Linked DNA regions of Mus musculus: region 2 is linked to region 1. A link is a loop called in an ENCODE intact Hi-C map of the cell type or tissue named here. Cell type or tissue: gastrocnemius. All regions are shown on one strand.

Region 1 (8,000 bases):
GAGGTGCCCTAAACAGAGAGACCATGGGGCAATGACTAAAGGGCCAGCCACTTTATGTCAGAGGGAGTCCTAATCATGGCAGAGCTAAGGAGGTCCCCAGGCGCCTTTCCCAGAGTCCCACAGAATCCTGGCTTCTTTTCAGCCTCCAGGCTTTTGTGCTGATCACTAGACCCCTTCCCCCACCAACAGAAAGACATTTGACTGATGCCTGTGACAGGCCCCACATGTGCTTTGGGCCTGTATTGTTCTTGTGCAGGCTGTGGGAGGTAACTGGAGGGAGAAAAGGGCCACACTGACTTCAGGTTTGCTCTGTGAGCTTGTCATTGGGAACAGGGTTCCTTCCGCAAAGACAGTTCCCTGGGCTCTGCCCAGAGAATGCTCAGATGATTTTCAGTCTGTCGTCCACCCGGTGAGACTTCGGGAGCTGCGTGATAGCATGTGGCTGGGGAGTGAGGGTGGATTGGCCGTTTGAGGACTCTGGCTGCCAGGTCGCTGCACCAGGGTTGAGAGGCTGCTGCAGCTGGTGGCTGGTGGTGTCGCTCTTTATAAGTAAGGTAGGTGTGGTGCCTTCTTAGGCAGTGTCTGAACAATCAAACTGTAGATCTCAGGGAAGCCAGCTGTCCTGACAAGATGCGCCAGGAGGGGGCGCTGCTGCACAGCACTCGGGGCCTCCAGGACAGCGAGGTTGCCAGAATGGAGGGGTTTCCTGCCACGGGCTGGTAAGGAGCTGGGGTCTGCATTAAAAAGGTCCAGCAAGAAGTCTGAGGATGCCAGCGAGGCTGCGGGGGCCAGGGAGGACTCTCTGAGAGTGCCAGAGGAGCCACTGAGAGTCTTCTTGGGAGTTGTAGACTGGAGGAAAAACAAAAAACAAAAACAAACAACAAACCTTACTTCAGGATCACTTGCAGCTTGTAAGTAACCAGGCTCCCATCTTGCGGGTGGGCAGTCAGCTCTGCCAGGCTACACCAGGCTTTCAGGCGGGAGGTCAAATAAATTCGCTAATGTCACTCAGTGGTGATGATTGTGAGACTCGTGGGCGGCTCCACTCCAAGCCCCAAATGCTCCTTCAGGCCAGGACTCAAGAAGGGAAGTGACTTTCCTGAAGGCCCACAATCCCCACCCCGCTGCATAAATGCCCGGGTTTCTCTGCCTCAGCTTCTTTATCATCGATAAAACAGAATTAGCATGCCAACTGCGTCACACCCAAAACGCCAGTGCACGGTGCTGGAGCTCCTGTGTTTTCTTCTGTACCAGGTTCTGAGGGCCAAGGACTGCCTGACTCCTCTCCGACTTTCTCCTCAGTTGATGGACACAAGTGGGAACAAGCTGGGAGATCTGAAAGTGAAGGGTACCTGTGTAAAAGGCTGACAAGGGCCACCGCTGCTGGAAACCTCACTGGGAAGCCAAGAGAAGTATGTAGGGGCATAAACGGGAGGTAGCTGGGTCACATGGCTGTCCTCCATGTGCTGGAGACCTAGCTGCAGGCTCGCCCATGGAAATCCGAAGAGCAGAGGCTAGCAGTGTTCAGAAAGGAAATCTAAGGGCAGATGGGCAAGCTGTGGGGAGAGGCCATAGCAAGTGGGAAGATGGCGCGGAGCCACGGTACGCCTGCGCAGTGGCCTGGGAGCGGGGGGGGGGGGGGGGGGGGTGATCAGCAGTCCTTTGCTCCCTGGTGGGGCAGGATACTGATGGGCTGGAGCCCTGACTCCGGAGGACCTTGGGTTGCAGAGCCAGGAACTGAGATGGTCACGTGGAAGGTGGCATTTACAGGTCGGTGGCATCTATAGGCCAGTGGCAGTCTTCAGGGAGGATGGTTGCTGCTGGGAGTGGACAATTACATCACCCACACAAGAATACAGGCTCCTCTGAAAACAGTGTTTGCGTTCAGGAGACCTGGTAGATCTACCACCTCAGTTGACCCTCACCCCAGGGCATACATATGTGTCAGCCAATAATCCCCAACCCCAACTATCCTCTGAGGGAAGCCTGGGGTCATAGGGCAAGATACAGAGAACTCACATTGTTTCAGATCAATGCCTGGGTCTGCCCACTTGCCACAAGACTTGGATGTGTCTGGTACTTCTGTATCCATTTACACACCTACTAACAAGGCCCAGAACTTGATCCTAGAGTTTATCCTACACCCCCAGACATTTTACCTCTCTCTCTCTCTCTCTCTCTCTCTCTCTCTCTCTCTCTCTCTTTGAGCTAGAGTCTAGCTAAGTTGTAAAGAATAAGGTGCACGCCTTTAATCCCAGCACCTGGGAGGCAGAGGCAGGCGGATTTCTGAGTTCGAGGCCAGCCTGGTCTACAAAGTGAGTTCCAGGACAGCCAGAGTTATACAGAGAAACCCTGTCTTGAAAAACAAAAACAAACAAACAAAAAAGTAACAATGTAACAATGACCTGCTTTTTCTGGCTGGCCTTCTAAATAGCTGAGAGTAAAGGCCTGTGCCACCAGTCCTACAGGATCCAATGTCCTCAGAGTCAAGTCTGAGGTCACTCTTGGCTTCGGAGCACACCTACTACCCACTGATTTCTGCCCCAGAGTCAGTATAATCACCACACAAATGTCCCATGTTGAAGAAGAACAAATTTCAAGAACTCCAAAATGTCTTCTGATCCCATAACAAGTGAGGTGGGGGAGGGTGGGGGTAAAGAATAAAATCCTAGGGCTGGTGAAAATGGCTCAGCGGTTAAGAGCACTGACTGCTCCTCCAGAGGTCATGAGTTCAAATTCCAGCAACCACATCGTGGCTTACAACCACTCACAATGAGAAACAAATAAAATCCTTAAGCAACATGGATTTTTTTTTTCCCCTACAAAATGCACCTCGGTTTTCCTAAGCAGCAAAATGGGTCCAGGGAGAAGAATTGGGAGAACCAGACTCAGAAGGGGCTCAGGTGCACACAGGGTGGGAAGAGGCAGGTGGAGAGTAAATGGGTCACACCAGAGCCTTGCTGGATCTCCTGGCTGTGCAGTCAGGCTCCAGCTCAGCTCCTCCTGGCCCATCAATCCCGCCATCCCTGTAGCCCCAACCATGGGCCTCTGCTAAGGCCAGTGTTCAGAATCAGGAGCCTGTCTGCACACCCCTCTGAACCTGTTTCTTAGTCTTAGAATGACATTTCCTCTAAAAGCCTGGCAAGGCAGGCTCCTGGCTCCTAATGACTGCTCAGTAGAAGGGAGGTGGGCCTGGTTCTGAAGCACCACACTCCAGGTGGGAAGGCACTCCAGCCTCATGATGACACTATCTACAAAGCCAGTGTGTACTGTGTACCTTCAGGCCGTCCAGGAAGCCCTGGCTCCCTGTGCCCAGGTTTGCAGCAAGCTACAGAAGCAACGATGGGATCCAAATGGGGACACAGTAGGAATCCCCCTGCAGCCACTTTAGTGATTACCCTGCCATCTCCCCACCCCCACACCCAGCTTCATGATGCATATTTCCCAACCTAGAAGAACAAGGTGGGGTAGATGGTGTAGGATGGTGAATTTATGGGTGTGGCACTGGGTGGCTGAATGTGGCACAGGCCTCTCCCTTCTGCTTCTTAATGAGAAAGGCAAGCCCAGACATGAGGAGGGAGATACCAGGGTAGAAGACTGCATCATCACCAGGCACTGGTGAAGGTGTGGAGAGAAGGGGAGAGATGGTTCTTTCTGTGGGCCTCTGTGGGAAAAGGAGGACCCTCCCCCCCATTGGTGGTCTCTCTCTCCACCCCCAGGAAGGAGGAACAATGAAGGTCTGAGGGCTAGGCACTCACTAGGCCAGCTGGGGTCCCAGGGCAGGTGGCCTGAGCTGTGGGGGGCCTCTGTTCCAGTTCCCCTTGTCCCTCGATGATCAGGAGGCACTGGAGTATGACTCCCCAGAAGTCCCCACTGCCTTCACTCCTGCGCCTTCCCAGGCTGGCAGCACCAGGTTGGGGGGGTCACTCCCATGAACTCCCCAGCACAGAGGAGGAAACCACAGGGCTGGCCCGTAGCCTCTCTTCGGGGCTCCTGTAGTATGGTACAAATCCTGAGGCCTCATGAGCATGGTGCCCTCGCAAGCAGCAGCAGCAGACTGGTGAGGGTGGAAACCCAGAGATTAGGTCTGGCCCTGCCAAGAGAGACTGGGTGAGGAGAAATAGGAAATAAGCAAGATTCAGGCCCAGATGCAAGATAGAATCTGGGCTACAACTCTACAGGGGTGATCAAGGAAGGGGACAGGACCTAGGCCAAGTTCTGTCAAGTGGGGAACCTTTGGTAATGTTGCTTCCTCATCCAGAGGCCGCTATGGGAACGTCTGATCCTGGCCTTTGAATGCAGTACTTATCTCTGCAGTCCCTAGACCCCATGCCTAGTGGAATGGTTGTTCACAAGATTAGAGGGCACAGGACTAGGTCAGAACCCAGGCTTGGCATCTGCCAGCTGGGTGACCTAGGCTAACCTAAGCCTTGTTCCTTTGATTTAGAAGGAGATGTGTCTCACTAGCCCTGTCTCATGGTCACGAGGATTAAATGAAATGTCACCCATCCAGTGTCTGGGTGTGAAATTTGTCTAACCAATTTCAAGAAGTAACCAGGTGTTTCTAGGGCCTCGGCTCTGGCTTCAGGGCTTTCCTTGAATTCTTGTGGGTCATTTTTCATCTACAGAGCCACTTTCCTGCAAAGGGGGGGGGTGGAGGCTGGTGTACAATTGGACGGTCCCTCCTAGTCTCTGTGCCTCTAGCTACTGAGTCATCAGGGACCTGGCCAGGGTCTCACTGGGCAAGGAGAGGTAGGTATCTGGAGCATTTCAGAGTTTTGGTGTTGCCAGCCCTCCTGTGGCCTCTTCAAACTCACAAGGCATCCATCTCTGGCTGTGACTTTGTGGCAGCCATCTTGTGTCTCACTTCCCGGAAAGGGGTCTCTGGAGCCCAGACACCAGCTGCAGCCTTGAGGGGTGGTGGTGGCACTGGCGAGGTGCTCTTCCTGGGAACGGTAGTACGGGAAGAAGCCACTGGGTGGCGCTGAGTCCTCGAGGAACAGGCTCCCTTGGCTGCTCCAGCCAGCTTCGTGCCCTGGGCCGGTTTCAGCCAGCTGGGCCAGCTCCTCCACAGCCAGGGGCTGCTCATATGTGCAGAAGGGCAGGTACTCTGAGCCCACCTTGGAGAGGCCGGGAGAGCCAAGTGGCTCCCTGTCCCGTAGACTGGTAGCCCGCAGTTGCTGGGACAGGTGTTCTGGGTCCTCCCCCAACAGGAGGCTCAGAGAGATCAAGGTGCCGGACTCGGCTTCTTGGCTCTTCTGCATTGTCTAAGAAGAGAAGACTCTATCGGCCAGTGCTGCCTGCCCCCTTCCTAGTCCTGTCTATATTTGAGAGGCTTAGAGAGCTCACACCTGACCAGGGTTCCCCTCTGGGAGAAGTCTAGCAGTGCTCCTAACGATACTACTAAACCCAGGCTCTCTAACCTCATCATACTCTTTACCCTGCTGGCTCTTCAGCAGATCCTGGGCCCACCCTCAGTCACACCTCTCTTGACCCTACCTGAGCATCTCTGGCCCTTGCCCCACAAGTGTTCCTAGTTTCCCTGACTGCAACCGATATTCCTTCTTTCTCTCAGAAATGCTTTTCTTCGCCTGCCTGCTTTCTCTGCCTATTCTGCACCTGGGGTGGTCATGCCCCTGACACTCTTCCAAGAAAAACATAAAACAAAGAACAAAAGAACCCAAGAAATTGTTCCTTATTCTAACCTCCTGATCTCTGACTCCCCTAACTCACTGTGTTGGGTGCACACAGGCCTTCACTTGGCCTTTCCTGAGCAGGTCCCGGTCACTCCCCGTTGTGCTTACCGGAACCCTCCCCTTTCCTGGGTGATAGCTGCATATGGTTCCTGGTCATAGTGGCTTTATTCCCGAGCTAGTCACATCACCTTATTCGCTGACCCCTTCCAACTGAGAACACTCGTTCTTTGATGCACCCTCTGCCATGAAGCACTTGTTTTGGTTTGGTTATCTTGTATCCCGCTAACTATAAATTTCATCTATCTAGTTGACTTCTGTTTCCATGGGATCTAGAAAAGCCCTGGTGCCCAAGCAGTCAACAAAGAGTGGAAGGAGGAGGGAGGGCAGAAAGTATGGAAGGAGGAAGATGTAAGAGACAAAGATGGGGCTGTAGACATGGCTCAGGGGGTTAGGAAGAGCACTGGCTGCTCTTCTGGAGGATCCAGAGTCAAGTCCCAGCACCCACATGGTGGCTCACGGCAATTTGTAACTCCATTTCTGGAAGGATCTGATGCCTTCTTCTGACCTCAAACATCAGGCAAGCATGTTAGTGGTGTAGACACACACATGCAGACAAAACACCCATACACATGAGAGGGGGAGGGAGGAAGGGAGGGAGGGAAGGAAGGAAGAAGGGGAGGGCGAGAATGAGAGAGTAAGAGAATGAGGATGCCCACAGACTTGCCCAGGCTTGGTTGGGCGAACAAGCCATGTCTGACGAAGAGGCAGAGAAGAGAAATGGGGGATTCCTTCTTGGCCAGAGGGAAATAGAGACTACGAGTCTCCATTTCCATCACTACCTATTTGGACCATATCCAAAGGCCTCAAGCTGCTCCAGCCTAGAGACCATGGGCTTCAGGAAAGATTATTATAGCCTGTCATCTGGATTTCCTGACTCGTCTAGGGGGTCTCAGCTCTTGAATCAGTGACAGCCCCTAAGTCTCTGAATGTCACCTAACTCCTGGAGAAGTCCTGGTCATGGACTGATAGTGCCAGGAAGGGAGGGAGGGACCAGAGCATACAGGTGACACTGAAGAATGGCCCCTGCTCTTAATCCTCAGAAAGTCCACGAGGATGGACTCGTCTCTCCTGCTGCCCGGTAATGGGGAAGCAGGCTGGGCGACTGTACCAGGGCTGAGCCCCATCTGTCCCTCTGAAGCCTGAGCTCTTTGCTGTACATATGTGAAGTACATGTTCCCTGTGAGAGACATCCCAGTCCTAAGCCCTGGCATGGTGACTACGCCCTTATTTGTATGATCTTGGCAGATGCAACCATGTCTAGATAAGTTTTACTGGGTTAGGGCATGCCTTAGATCTATGACTGAGAAACTTGGACACAGACACCCAGGGAGCATGCCATGGTGATGATCTCCTGTGGCGGAAAATGGAGTGACAACTTTTCCCCTGGAGTCCCAAGAAAGAACTAACTCTGTTGACACCTTGACATCAGGCATCAGGCCTCCAACACTGTGTGGAAATGAACCATTTAAACCCACCAAGATTGCAAGTTGGTTATGGCAACCCTAGGATCCTAACAGATATCAGAGGGCTGGATGGCTCACTGTTGAGTTAGAAGGCCTTGCTGGTACTTCCTATGGAAGCCCCCTATGGCGACTCACCCTATGCCTTATCCTTCCTGCCATTGAAGGGGGTGCCAACCAGGACTGACTGTTCTAGAGGGAAGGGCAGTCCATGCTTTTGTCTTGCCTCCTGGGGCCCTGACTCCTCTTTACCTGCTAGGCCTGGGTTGAAAGGGACCAGGTGTGACGGCTCCAACTCCCCAGAGGGCTTCAGAGGAGATGCCCCGCAGGCTCGGCTGTTCCCACTCACCTGCACTTGCCCCTTAGAATCCCAGCTGGAGCTAGCTGGAGCCCCAAGTGCTGACACTAAACCTAAAACTCAGCCTAGAGCTAGAAGGTCAACGTCTCTCCCCTGTGAGCCTCCTCCCTGCCTGCTCTTCACCAGGCAACCCCTCCTGCCTACTGAGAGAAGATTCCACCATGAAGTCACAAGGCCTGATGCCAGGCAAGAAAGCCAGATGGTTCTGTTGCCATGGAGACCTCTGCCCTACATCGAGCACCTGTGCTCCTCACCTGCCTTTTAATTCAGCTTAATCCAGATGGCCCCAAGAGAGCAGAGAAACAAAGACTGGAAACATCTGCAGTCAGACCAGCTCTTTTCTCTGGGGCCAGTGACTCACTAGAGGCCTGTGCCCAGAGACCACAGAGTGACCCACCCTGGGGTGGAGAAGGCAAAGGTTTGCAC
Region 2 (8,000 bases), 260 kb after region 1:
GGGCATTTATATGGTGACTGACTGTCATGGAGAAGGGGAGACAGCTCCCTCTCACCAGCTCTTTCAGCCTCCAATAAAGAGGGGCAAGGCCACAGGCATGCCCAGGCGACCCTGAGAAGGGCCCTTAGCTGTGGCTGTCAGGAGTCAGTTGGCTAGCCCGGAACCAGGCCAGTTACCTGACAAATATCCTTTCCCTGGCCCCCTTTCTCGAGCATGCACCAGCAATACCCACCTTGCTCTGCAAGCTTGCCAGCTATACACACCAGCCCTGCTTGAGACCATAGAGCACCAGGAGACCACCCTGCCAGAGATCTGGACAAGATAGTTCTTAACCTGAAGGAATACTTATTGCTACACAAAGAAGCAACAGTCAAATTTGCCAGCAGGGCAACAAGGGAGCACCACCAGGGCATTGAGGGAGCACCACCAAGGCACTGATGGAGCACCACCAGGGCACCCAGGGAGCAGTGGCTCCATAAATGTGGAAAGGAAGCCCTAGTTGAGGGGCTCAGTTTCAGTCCTCCTAGTGTCTGGTAGAGCTGAGGACACGGCCTGAGAATCATTTCTATAACTACCCACTGCACAACCAGGTTGCCATCCATCAAGAGGTGTCACAAGCAAGCAAGCAAGCAAGCAAGCCTCATTGAATGTACATCCTCTTCCCCCCACACCCCCAAACCAGCTGGGGCACCTGCCTCCTACTCCATCCACTGGCTCCTGCTTCCCCTGCTCCTGCCCACGGCCTCTGGGTTGTAGTCACTCTCCACTGCCCCAGGTCATCCATCTAGCCAAGACTTGGGGGGAGGAGTTAAGTCCTAGGAGGAGATGCTGATTTTAATGAACTTGGTTCACATTGCAAGACTGATTCCTCTTACCTTTAACGTGAACTCGCAGGCGGATTAAAGTGAAATAAAACCTACTATTTGAGTTACATTTCCAGCTTATTGGAAACATGCACTACCTCCCCGCGACTGGGCCGTGAGAAGGGAAGTTATTATCTTTCTTTAGAGTTTGTAAACGCTTTATGGCCGAGGCATTAAGCCTGCCGGGGTTGGGGGTGGGGGAAAACGGAGGGGGAAAAATTGTTCCTGCTTACCTTTGCTTTCCAATCGCTTACTCCGGTGGGAAAGAAGCAGCCCAAGTGAGCGACGGAGAGCCAGGTGAGCCGCAGCAGAGGAGTAGAATCATTTTCTTCTGTAAGGCATGTGAACCAAAAGGACATTAAAGTACCATTTGGCAAGGGAGCTTGTTCTGTCCTCCAGAGAGGCTGCAACTCAACCCCACCACAACCTCTCCCTGTTCTTCTGGTATTTATTTCCAGGAGAAAAATGGCCTCCATCCCCGAGAGAAACCCATCTTAGAGAGAGTCTTTGTGAAGGGCACGACTCTGGACATTTGGAAGCAAGGAGGAGCCAGAGAAAGGGCACACCCAGTCAGGATCGCATCCATGAGGGAACGAGGAACTCACCGTGTGGACCTGGCTCCAGAGAAACAGACGATCTCCCTCTCTCCTCCTAATCCCTCTGCGTACTATCAGCACAGAGAAGCCCCCATGCTCCAGACTTGGAGTCCAGCTTTCTGCCTCCTGGAAGGAGACCTGCCCAGGATGTTCGCTCTACCTTCTCTTAAAGCTATGGAGACGGGGGATGGGGGTAGGGGGTCTTCAAAAGCAGAGGTTACCCAAGAAGCCAGTGCTTAGCCAGGCCTGACATTTCTGGTTTTCTTTTCTGCAAGCTCAGATGTCATGATTGCTAGAAGTCTTCCAAAGAGTCGGTCTCAAACAGGGACACTGTTACATATCCTTGTTTAGAGGGTTTTAATCATCCAGGACCAAGTCAGGCAAACAAACCCAGTTTCAAGTATTAAACAACAACAACAAAAAGAATTTTAATTTGAGCGATTGGAGCCCAGCACGGGAGAACTGCTGAGAATCTAAACAGGAAGTGGAATTCGGAGATTAGCATATACAGACATGGCAACCACGGCTGGCTGCATCCCTGTAACTTCAGTGGCCACTGAGAGAAGGGGTATCAGGGAAACCAGGCTCTGTCCTGAACAACCAGGAAGGCCTTTTGTGGAAATGGAGGCCTCTGAGGGAGGAACGGCTGGTGGCCAGCTGGGGCCACAGGTGGCTCCTGAGTTGGCAAGAAGAGTTAGAGATGTCTGGGTTTCTCGCCTCTCATGATCCCACCACCTTCTAATAGACCTCCCTCTGGCAGAAGCATCGGGCAAAGCAACCTGAGACTGGGCTACCTGAAGGGTCTGAGTCCCTGCAGCACAGAGCAGAGAAAGGAGAGACACGTTAGACACGCAGGCAACCAAACTCCAACGCAAGCCCTGTGTGTTCTGTCTCAGTCTTCCTTAGCCTTGTTGAGGCCCTAGGATAGCTACCAAGTAGGGTGTGTGGGGGCAGTCATAGGGACCTCATTGCCAACCTCTCCCACCTAAGCACCTGTGGGCAAGCAGATGGTACAGCCTAGTAACACACAAAGAAAAGCCAGGTGTGGTCTGGCTTGGCTCTCATGCATTCTTATCTGGATGCTAAAGTGCCCTGCTTTGACGGCCTCCTTCTGGGGAGTCATGGCACAGAGCAGAGAGAGAGAGAGGTGTCCAAAGAAGACCAATACTCAAATCCTCACTGTTCTCCATTGATTCTAGAAGCTTCCATTACACATGCCACCTTCTCCTCACCTATAAAACGGGGATACTGTTAGTGCCTATCCCACCTCTGTGAAGATGTCGGGGGGGGGGGGAACCCAACATATAAAGCAACTTAGTGCATGGACAATGCATTAAGTGCCAACTATCTCGTTAGCCATCAGATCCTTCCAGAAAGACCCCTGACTGCTCCCACTGAGAACAGCCCTCTACCATCCAGCTCCACGTCAGTGCTGGGACCTTCAAATGGGACAGTTATCTGTGGCACATTAAGTCCTCATTTCCATAGGGGTCAGTATGATGTAGTCTGGTTGCTAGAACTTCTCACCAGAAGAACCCTATATGTGGCAGAAACGCTCTCAGACATGATTGACAGCTGCCTGGCTCTCAGTCGGTCTTCAGTAAGGCCCTGAAGGCAAGAGTGGGGTGAGCTATGAGGAAAAATTTGATTGGGTAAGAGCAGGCTTCTAGGGACCAAGCCCAGCAGACACTGGCTGAAGCCTTGATAAAGCTGTTGCTGGATGGCAGTTAAAAATGGAGTATGAAAGGCCAAGTGCTCAGGCTGTGGATAACGAACAGCTTCCCTCCTGAAGTAGTCACTGAGCCCAGGAGCCAGCGGCAGCCCCCAGCAGAACCTCACAGCACAATCCCTCATCTGCCAGCAGGGCTGTTTCCAGGCAGGGCTTGCCTCCCACCCTTCACCATTCAGAAACAGACACACAGCTCCTGGACTCCAAGATCTGCCCCAGGAGGACTGGCAGCAGCCTGGAGTCTGGAGGCTCAGAACCAACACTGGGCCTCATTACTGAGGATAACATGGCCCCCGTGGACACTCATTAGAGGCCTAGGCGGGAAGCTAACAGGGAAGGCTGCCATTCAGTTTTACATTCCACTTCTCCTGGGCCTGCAGAGTCTGTAGTTACCACATAGATTTTTGAGTTGAAACATCTCAAAGCTGCATCTGCTCAGGCTCCCCACCCCCACCCCCACCCCCACCCCCACCCCGACTCCGGCTCTCTCTCTCTCTCTCTCTCTCTCTCTCTCTCTCTCTCTCCAGGTCCCCCGCCTAAAAGTCTGGGTAACAGAAAACCACAGGGTAGTTACGAGCTGTGATTTTCTCTCCTCCTCAGCTAGAGGAAGAGAAAGCATTCCCAGCTGAGAATGAGGAGACCCTGTGAGGAGTGGGGGGGGGGGGAGGGCGGCGAGCCTACTGAGAAGCCAGCTTTGTGATATGGAAAAGTCAGGACACTGCCCCGGCCACTGGTTCCTCCTGATGACAGCTGCCCTCACTATGCTTCGGAGGAAGGGACCTCTAGGCTGCACACACGTCACTTCAGCAGCCTCCAGTCAGGGACAGCTCAACAGCTGTACCGCTCAACAACTGGCTCTCTCTGGTACAGAGCTCCCATGGCGGCATTTGCCAATTTCCATGGTGTGATTGTTCTCACTGTAGTCCGTTTTGAGAGCCCCATTACAAGGTGACATTATTGAATGACAGGGAAGAGACTCAGAGAAGTATGTGCCTTTCTCTCTCATTCTCTCTCTCTCCCTCTCTCTCTCCCTCTCTCTCTCTCTCTCTCTCTCTCTCTCTCTCTCTCTCTCTCTCTCTCCCTCCCTCCCTCCCTCCCTCTCTTTCTTCAGGGAATGTTAGGCTTCAGATGTTCATAGATCAGAACACTGAGCTTAGACACAGCCTCCCTCCTCTCTGCCACCTACTGGCACGCATGTGATACTGCAGCCATACCTACAAAAGCTCTAGGGGCAGGAGAACATACCTTTCTTTCCTTTCCTTTTTAAAAAAGACTTATTTATTTTTATTTATATGAGTACACTGTAGCTGTCCTCAGACACACACCAGAAGAGTTCATCGGGCCCCATTACAGATGGCTGTGAGCCACTATGTGTTTGGTGGGATTTGAACTTCAGGACCTCTGGAAGAGCAGTCAATGCTCTTAACCACTGAGCCATCTCTTCAGCCCCAGCACATATACCTTTCTATACTGGTTATTGCCACGTAGATGCAGTAGCCTCCTACACACCAAGAGCAGGGTAGCACCAGGCCGGTCACCCAGGCTGTCTGTGTAGAACTACTCAACAGCCCTTGTGGCATCACACCACCATCCTGTTAAAGCCAGAAAATGCCCACCCCCACCCTCCAGTGTGCACTGTTTCCCTCTCCCATGTCCTCCTTTCTCAGTGAGAGAGCTGCTGCTTCAATTCTAGGCAGGAGGCACCCCATTGCACCGGCTTCATCCCTTCCATACTCTCAAGAATACAGACACTAGGGCCAGAGAGGTTGCTCAGCAGTTAAAAGCACTTGCTGTTCTTGCAAAGGACACAGGTTGGATTCCCAGCACCAATAATCAGCTGGCTCATGAGTGCCTGTACCTACAGCTCCAGGGGATCCGATGCCCTTCTTCTAGCCTCTGTGGGCACTTAACACGCATGGTGCACATGTAAACAAGCAGGCACACATAAACAGATAAATAAAAACTAATTTAAAAGATATAGATACAACAAAGATGCTTAGGAAGCAATAACTTTTGATGGTTTGTTTTGAATTAAATATGGATTATTTAAGTAAGTTCATATAACTTTAATAATTCAACTAAAACTTTAGTGATTCTTGTAAATGGCTAAATGTAGTTTACTATTAAACTTGTATTAGTCAGGGTTCTCTAGAGTCACAGAACTTATGGTAGTCTCTATACAGTAAGAGAATTTGTTATGATGACTTACAGTCTATAGTCCAACTCCCCAACAATGGTCAGCTGTGAATGGAAGTCCAAGGATCTAGCAGTTGCTCAGTCCCACAAGGCAAGCAGGTAAAGGAACAAGAGCAAATCTTCCTTCTTCCAATGTCCTTATGTAGGTCTCCAGCAGAAGGTGTGGCCCAGATTAAAGATGTGTGCCACCACGCCTGGATCTGGAACTTGTTTTGTCCCAGGCTGACCTTGAATTCAGAGATCTCCTTGCCTTAGTCTCCTGGGATTCATAGCCACTATGTCCCAAGATCTCCATGCCAAGATCCAGATCAGAAACTTGTATCTCCCAGCCTCCAGATTAGGATCACAGGTGAACCCTCCAATTCTGGATTGTAGTTCATCCCAGATACAGTCAAGTTGACAACCAGGAATAGTCACTACATGGCTTAATTCTGTTTAGACTTCTATGATCTTTTAAAAACGTAGTTTGTTTTATATATATGAGTGTGTGGCTCATGTGTGAGTCTGTGCACAAGTGCACACCTAGTGGTCCTCTGGAACTCAAGTTTGGATGCTTGGGAGTGTGGGTGCTAGGAATTGAACGTGGGTCCTCAGTGAGAACAGCAAGTGCCGAGCCATCTCTGCAGCCTGACATCTCATCATCTTTAACAACCAACACTTAATAGAGAGCCTCAGCACCCTACTACATGGGACCAAGCATTCTAGTCCCTTGTCCTCAGGTACTGGGGAGCAAGAAAGCATAGTGAAAATGCCTTCAAGTGAAATTATTTTGCCATTGGAGAGCAAATTTGTTTATACGTTTCACCACAGAAATCGGAAGCAGCCTCTGGAGAAGGTGAAGCTGCGGCATGTTCTGGATGAGGAAGCGAAGGGCCAGAGAGCAGAAGTGTGCCGCTCGCACAGCTGGTCAGGTGCCAGCATCTGGCTTGTCCTCAGGCTTTGTTTGTCTCCTACTCCTCTGTCCATGTTTTCGATATAGGGCAGCCCACGGCCAGCTCTGAGCTTGCCTGGTGGAGCCCCATCGCACACACGCCTAGCAAGGGTGGCCTGTCATATTTCATAGCTGGAGACCGTATGCAAGGACTAGAATCAACCCTTTACTTAAAATGCAGCCAAGTAGAGAGCGGTAGATAAATGGCTATAATCATGTCTTTCCTAGGGCCTTTGCGTCTCAGAGCTTAAAGTAAGTGACAGGTTGTGAGGCACCTAGAGGGCACCTTCCTCCTCACAAGGTTGGAGAGAACAGGGTTCTCTGAGCCTCGTCTTCTGCCTCTGGAATACAGGATGTTGCTGTTTCTGGAAAATGGATCAGCAGGAACGAGGTACAAAGGACTTTAGCCTAGGCTCTCTGAGTTGGCTTCCTGGACACCAAGGGCAAGGTAGCATCTGTTGGTCACTCAGGCTGTCTATGCATAGCTACCCAGCAGCCCTTGAGGGGTGCCATGGCAACACCACCCTGCAGCTGTCAGTGTTGGGTTCTAGGACCCTGCTGAGCCAGGAAAGTGGCCCCTCCACAGCCTCTAGTGGGCACATGGTATCCTTCCCCAACCTCCTTGTCTCTCAGTGCCGCCACCGCTGCCGCCGCTTCAGCTTCTGGGCGGGAGGAACCCCCAATGCCCGGGCTACATCCCTTCCATTTTGTCTCTCCCTGTTTTCTGGCATACAGGTTTAGCATGCTTGGCTCTCTTAGACATCACGCTTTATGGCCATTCACAGTGCAATTTCGCCCCGTCCTGCCATTCAATTTGAATTAAATATCAAACAGATGTGAGTCATTTTTTTGTGTGCGCGCGCTCTTTTTAAAGAAAAAAAAAAGTTTAATATTAGGGAGCATGCCCTCCTGAGATCAGGAAAGCCATTCGGAGAAATAAGCCTGCTCAAATTAAAAAGGAATCGTATTGGGTTAGCTTGAGATGCTTTCAAGTGGTACCCTTCGAAGTGCTAAGGAGCAGTGTTTCCAGCAAGCTATAAAGCATCAGGAGAAAGCAGGGCAAGATATATGGCCTGGGGCTGATGGGGAAATTGAGCTCCAAAAGGGGGCAGCCCCACCTGGGAGGAAGCTCTGGGCCTGGAGATGAGATTTGCAGATGAGGTTGGGGGGAGGCCATCTTCCCCTGAGGCCCTAGGGAGGGCCTGTGCCTTGCAGCCTGTGTGGCCAGGCTGAGAAGGAAGGCAGAGGGGTCCTCCATGTGCTCAGAGACCCAGCCGGGCCTGGGCATCATGTCCTATGTTCACAGGTTTGTACCCCAAGGGCCCATCTCCCATAGTCAGCTGTTAAAGTCCAGACTGCCTTTCCAGACATGTTGCCGTTGTCCCTTGTCCATGTCACCACCTCTTGGATGGTGGGATCTCTGACCATTGACAGATCATTGGAAAGTGAGGAGAAAGTTACACCTCCTCTCTGCAGACAAGATCACAGATAAAGTTGCTCATAACCTCAGGGGCTACAGCCACTGCCCAACACAGCCTAACAGCATAGAGCATCTTTTCACTGACGTGTTCCACTTGCAGGGCTGGGGGCCCATCTGATGACGGCTTTTCCCATGAGTAGGAATGGCTGATCAGACTCCAAACAACTCCCCGAGATTCTTGGCAACAACCATACCTGCCTCTCCA

The links. A loop is a pair of places that touch in the nucleus more often than their neighbours do. Peaks named below come from ENCODE experiments on the same cell type or tissue, not always from the same donor. Only the 100,000 strongest peaks of a DNase experiment are listed, where the experiment ranks them.
Region 2: it touches region 1 in a loop (3-fold over the local background); 1 of 42 quality-filtered maps calls a loop at or near these places.

The regions. Positions count from the first base shown.
Region 1 is chr13:56,426,305-56,434,304 of GRCm38, reverse strand. Gm3045 (predicted gene 3045) reads right to left here and starts at 7,719. Exons shown (of 5, transcript NR_165659.1): 1 at 7,566-7,719; 2 at 5,121-5,267; 3 at 4,818-4,946; 4 at 3,759-4,106; 5 at 37-1,335. In gastrocnemius, CTCF peaks have their summits at 629 (motif pointing right) and 4,966 (motif pointing right); DNase peaks (open chromatin) are centred at 1,582, 3,875, 4,979, 7,757 and 2 more places.
Region 2 is chr13:56,164,024-56,172,023 of GRCm38, reverse strand. Gm31657 (a long non-coding RNA gene) reads right to left here and starts at 5,424. Exons shown (of 8, transcript XR_382472.1): 1 at 5,398-5,424; 2 at 1,097-1,194. It also overlaps the pseudogene Gm25148. In gastrocnemius, a CTCF peak has its summit at 4,401 (motif pointing left); DNase peaks (open chromatin) are centred at 6,290 and 6,850; H3K4me3 peaks cover 246 bases.